Linked DNA regions of Homo sapiens: region 2 is linked to region 1. The links are chromatin loops, found by intact Hi-C in ENCODE. Cell type or tissue: Calu3. All regions are shown on one strand. Links, peaks and the distances in the headings refer to the core of each region. The heading gives the core; the rest is flanking DNA.

Region 1 (2,922 bases), core at 172-2,671:
TAAAGTATGATGGTTCGTGCTTGTCAGAAGAAACATGTTCTATAAATCTCGAAGAAGGAAAAGGTCACTGAAATGGCTTTCTATGTGCTTCTTAGAATCAAGTCTTGCTAATGACATAGGTTGAAATTCATAAGGATTGGTGAAAGTAGGTTTTCAACAGAAACATTTTATTAACTGCAAAGAAGAAGATCACTCCAAGTCCAAATTCTTGCCTGTTACATTACCCTCCCTGGAGACCATCTACCTCGACATCAAAACTTCTTTCAAAAGTTTAAGAATAACAACGGCCACTCAGACTATATGTATTGTTATGATGACGCGTATATATAGAGTCACAATGAGGTGGATTTTATTGATTCAGTTTTGTGGATGGAGCTTGGAGAAGTATCTTGTCCAAGGTGTCCTAGCAAAGGAATCCAAAGTAGAGGACTTTTTTCCACTAATCTACGCCTTCTCTTATGTTCCTTTGGCTCTGGTCATTCTACTTCCTTCCACCATCTCTGGCTCTCACCAACATTAACCTAACGCTTTAGGCAAACTGCTTGCTGGCTACCATGATCCTCCTAGATTTCTGTTTTCAGACATTATAGCTTCCCCTTGCTGTTGCAGGAGAAAAGCAACTTCTCCCCAGCTTTTTCGTGAACTTTCCTCCCTAGGACTTACTTTCCCTCTCTGTGAAAGGGTGCTAATGGCCAGGAATCATCTTGCCTGTTATCCTCTCTCTTCCACCTCAGTCGGATGGCCCTCTCACCAGGCTCTGTGAGCCCAGCCTCTGATATGCTTCAAGAGCAGGCGATGCTCTGGGCAGGAAGGACATAGAGCCCAGGGCTCAGGAAGCATTCATTCCTTATTCTTAAATGCTTATCTAGATGCTCTTATTGTTGCTGCCTGTAACTTATGGCTCAGTTATTCCCGGCCTGTGCCCCCAACCTTCTGTTGCTTTCTTTCTCCTAGTCCCTGAATCTCATCTGCACCACTTAGCAGATATGTGACCTTGGGCAAATAGCATAACTTCTTTGGGCCTCAGTCTTCTCATCTGTAATATAAAATAGGTTGATAATATCTGTCTTGCAGAGATTAGTTGTGTAGACTTAATGAGTTAGTATTTTATAGAAAAACACCTGACACATAGTACAAATAGTAAAATGGATGCAGAGTCCATTTTCATTTCCATTTTTCTTGATTTTGGCCATAGAAACAATAATCTTTAAACAGTAAATCATCACTAGATCATCTTTTAAACTCAGTCTACCCAATGAGACCCTCAAGCCTCGTCATGTTTCTGTCTCCATGTGCTAATATGCGGTTTGACTCCATAGGGACCCTGGTCCCAAACCCTCACTGCTTTTGATGCTAGTGGTTTTGGGGCCTGCTCCCTCTTCCTGCTACACCCTGTCTTGCTTTTCTGTGTCTCTGAGGCTTACCTCCATATCATTTGTCTATGTCCTTCTCGCTACTATAGCCAGGTGCTGACTATAATAATACCTGCTTTGCATACCTCAGGGATTATTGTGAGGATCAAAGGGGATGATTAACATGTTGTAAGTGCTTTGAGAAGGAAGATGAGCTGCGTCACATGGGTTATTATGATGATTATAACTCCTGGACTGTCTTCAGATGACTAAAAATATCCACCTAGTGTGGACCTTTTCAGCGTATTCTTATCTCTCTTGGACTTCCCTGCACTGGCTGAGAAGCCTGACAGTTTAAAGCAACTGAAGAACTTGCTGGTAGACAGCAGTGTTGGGGGTAGAGAATGCCTGAGTAATGAGTTATCTTCTTTAGGGTCCCAACGGGAAATCTGGTACCCTGGAAAGCGTTAATTTACCTCACTTGAGTGAATGCTTTAGACCCAGCAAGCATTTCATTTGCCCAGGCAGCCCATTGTGATGATGATATTAAATAATCATTATCATTACGTGGAAATTCTGTCACCTTGGGGATTTAGAAAGTGTTTCTCAAGCCATTTATACATAAGCAACCAAAATGAGCAGAATGTTCATCTAGAAGAAAGTATTTGTGAAGAAAACATTTGTTTGTAATTGTCAGCATTTGGCGAAAGCAGAGAATGAAAGAATGAAATGAACCACAGCTTTGGATTCCTTCCAGCGTTTTTTTTCCAATCCCAAATTGTCAGACTAGGGAGGGAAGTCTTCCTGTCATGGACCCTGAGCTCTGGGGAGGAGAGTAAGAGACTTCAACTTCCTTACCCTCTCCATCCAGGAAGTCGTTTCCAAGGGAGCTGTCTCTAGGGAAAAGCAAGAGCCCGTTGGCTAATATTTATTTATAGTCGTATACCCTGTAAACTTGTCTTCTTTTAAAAATTAAGAGCAAAAAAGTGGTTTTGGTTCTTGTTTGTTTGGACCACCTCCAGACAGTCATATCTGTTTTCTTTATTTCTGTGCTAGTTGCTCAACATTGTAGGTCTTGATTGAATTGGTTTTATTCCTAGGTCCTCCCTTATTATTAATGTTCTTATTATTGGTTAGTTCTTCTATGTTTGCAGTGTCCTTGACAATCTTTTTTTATTAGCTGTTCTTTATAACAACTCAGTGAGTTGGATCAGCCTTACTGAATATTTATCCAACAAACTGTCCAACATTTTCTTTTGTTGGTTTTGGTTAGGATTTATTGCAATCTTTTTTTTTTCTTTCTGATAATCATCCTTCTGCAAGAAACGTGTTTCATGCTCTTTCTTGCAGGGTTATATGAGCCAGGGGCTTGTGTCATCTGCTTTCAATTCATGTTTAGTTTCTTCCTCCCCTTCCTGGCTTTCTCACCCTCCTCAAAGTTATCGTTGTTTCTCCTGGTCAGGCAAATGGCCCTCAACTAATCTAAGGCAGGTTTGAGCAGAGGGCTTCGTTTTTGATTTCTTGGCATTTGGGTGCATCTCTAAGTGACCACAGGCTGTCAGCAATTCCA
Region 2 (2,922 bases), core at 197-2,696, 470 kb after region 1:
TAGTTAACAATCATATGTTGTATACTTGAAAATTGCTAAGAGAATGGATCTTAAATGTTCTCACCACAAACAATGATAAGTAGTGAAGTGGTAGATATGTTAACTAGCTTGATTTAATAATTTCACAATGTTTACATATATAAAAACATCATGTTGTATACCATAAATATATTTAATTTTTATTTGTACTTGTCCTTCAATAGAGCTTTTGGGGGGTGGGGGAGAAGAGTGAAGCTTGGTAGATTTGAACTCCAGAGATTTATTTGTAGACTGTAGTAAAAAGGGGAAGGAGGATATGATGTAAGAAAAAATTTTACTTGACGGAAAGGAAAAGTAAAAAAGCCCTTCAGATTCCAGAGAGAGGAGCCCAGGAAGGAGAAGAAAGAGAAGCAAGATGTCAGAATTGAGGAACATGACTTCATTATCTGGATCAAAATCCCTGGGGGAATAAAGTTTCGAGAAACTCTGAGGGGAGGTTGACATATTCCAAATGTTTTAACGTAAATATTATAATATTGATTCCCTATAGGGGAGTTTCCTGTTTTCTTCCTGGCACGGAGCAACATGGTGCCACCCAGGAAGGAGTTTAGAAAGGAGGTAGTCTGTGTGGCCTGGACAGGCATTCAGTGTCCCCATGCTCCTCAATAAAGGAATCAAGAAGTGCCATAGGGCGCTGGACCAGAGAGGGACAGAGAACAGTCTGAGAGGGGAGATGAGGAGATCATTTCATGATGTCAGGTCTTCGTGACAGGAGAATATGACAGAAACTATAAACTTCTAGCTCAAATGCCAGGGCAAATAAGATGAGCTGCATCACACTGGAGACAAGTGAAGGCAACAGAGGCAAGAGCCAAAGAGGTCTGGAACAGTTCAAGGAAGAGCAGAAACAGAGTAACCCTGAGTGGCAATGTGAAAATATCAACTTTTCTTTGCTGTCTTTAGAAATGAAGAGCTCCCAAACAAGATGAAATGTGAAAGAGAAAATCTGTGTTTACTTTTGTACATCTGAATATAATATCTAAGTTGTTGACCTTTCTCAGAAATAATTGAGAACCGGCCTCATATCAAAGCTTACTTTTAGTTTGTTCATTTGAAAGGGGTGGAGGTATTTTGCTTAAGACATCTAACTAGCTCACATAGCTGTGGTGAATGCAAAAAGCTATTTTTTAAGTAAATTTTGAAGCCCTATAGGATAAAAGTGGGAATCTATTTTTTTAAATATGAGAGTGGATCACCTAAAGGCATTCACCAAAACACACATACATGTAGACACACCATGTCACACCAGCCACTTAGCTATAGAAGTAGTTCTGAATAAAGTTTATGAGCCCTAATCAGATGTACCTCAGTACTTACTGCCTTAAGCACTTTCTGTTTGGGGCTGAAGTAATCTGACTAAAAATATATCTACCAATCAACACCTTTCTGTTGTTTCTAGCTGCATGGATGCTAAGGGTAGTCTCCAAATATACTTCAAAGAGCCCACAGTTCTCCAGGACACTAATTCACACCAGTATTGTGTAAAGCAGAATAGATGTGTACCACAGTTACCAACAATGTCAACAAACTCAAGGTGTTAGCATGTGAAATGAGGTTGTTATTTTGATGATAGTGATTATATCAACTGTTCCTCCTTACAATCACAGGGTACTTTCAGATCATGGACACTAAAATTACCAACCAGTAATTTGGAGATCAAATTAACAGCAACCATTCAAAGTAAATTGGGTCATTTCGACTCAGTGGTATTAGGCAACAGAAAGAATGTGAAGTTCTCAAACTGGTATGAGAACTGCAGCTCAAGCTTGTTGCAGTTCTAGACAGATGGCTCTTTCAGGCATTGTTCAACTAAGGGGTCATTTCTGCTGTTGTCAGAACGGAAATTCCCAAAACACATACTTTAGAATCTGTAGGCTGCCTTCATAGTATATTTCAGTAACTCCAAAGGCTTCACTGTTGTAAAATTCTTTACTTTGTAACCCAAGTTCTCCAACCTCCTGAGGAGCCACTGTGTCCTTGGAAGTCCATCAGTCTTAGTCCAAGTCTCCGTTTTGGATACAAGAAGTCCTGCATCCTGCTCAAGTATTTCTAAGCATCCCAGTAGAGTTTACATTCCTGGTGGTTGCTTATTGTGTCAGTTAGAAATTAGGTCCAGCTGCATGTAACAGAAACTCAACTGCTGTGGTTTAACCAAACAGGAGGAGGGGTGATTTTCTCATGTATTCAAAGTCTGGACATGAGCAGTACGAGGGCTCTGTAAAGTCTTAGGAGCTCCATGTCCTATCAACATTTTTTTCCTCTATCCTTAACATGTGACTTTTTGCCTCATGCTTGTTGCCTCATGGTCACAGAATGGCTGCCCTTTTTCCAGGCTCATGTCCTTACTCTCAGCAGAAAGAATAAGGGGCAAAGGACCAAGGGGGAACCCCTGAAGCAGAAAAGTGAAACTTTCCCAGAAATTCCTAGCCAAGTTTTAATTATATCTCAGTGACCTGAAATGAGTGTCAGTGCATTTTCTGAAGCCTGGGAAGGCAAGGATTATAGCAAAGTGCACTCCCATCTAAAACAAAATATGAATATGGCTGGTAAGGAAAAGGGGAGCTGGGCTGCTGAGTACCCAGCAGTGTCTGCCACTCTTCCCAGCTCTCGTCCTGAACCACTCCACGCTGGCCATGTCTGGTCATCTCCTAACTATGAGATAGGAAAAATTTAAAACTAGATCTGAGACGTGAATACCCTAGTAGTGGCCTTGCCTCTTCCTGGGAGGAGTAGCCTCCTGGGTGCCTTCTTCCTGATCCTCCACTCCAATACCATATTGCTGAGATCATGGTTTTTTTTTCTTTATTCATTCAATTAATAAACACTTTTTGATCAATTTCTATGCATTAAGTACTGTTTTAGACATTGGGGATATGAAAGAAA

What was found. Peaks named below come from ENCODE experiments on the same cell type or tissue, not always from the same donor. Only the 100,000 strongest peaks of a DNase experiment are listed, where the experiment ranks them.
Region 2: it touches region 1 in a loop (2.6-fold over the local background); 5 of 110 quality-filtered maps call a loop at or near these places.

What each region holds. Positions count from the first base shown.
Region 1 is chr5:68,953,295-68,956,216 of GRCh38, reverse strand. No RefSeq gene overlaps it. Among named protein-coding and RNA genes, the nearest start is that of LINC02198, 75 kb to the left of the region's middle. In Calu3, for the core only: no CTCF peak of the experiment used is centred there; no DNase peak of the experiment used is centred there.
Region 2 is chr5:68,483,760-68,486,681 of GRCh38, reverse strand. The region is part of intron 3 of LOC105379013 (a long non-coding RNA gene); the gene reads left to right. All of the region lies in intron 1 of LOC105379012 (a long non-coding RNA gene), which reads right to left. Among named protein-coding and RNA genes, the nearest start is that of PIK3R1, 270 kb to the right of the region's middle. In Calu3, for the core only: no CTCF peak of the experiment used is centred there; no DNase peak of the experiment used is centred there.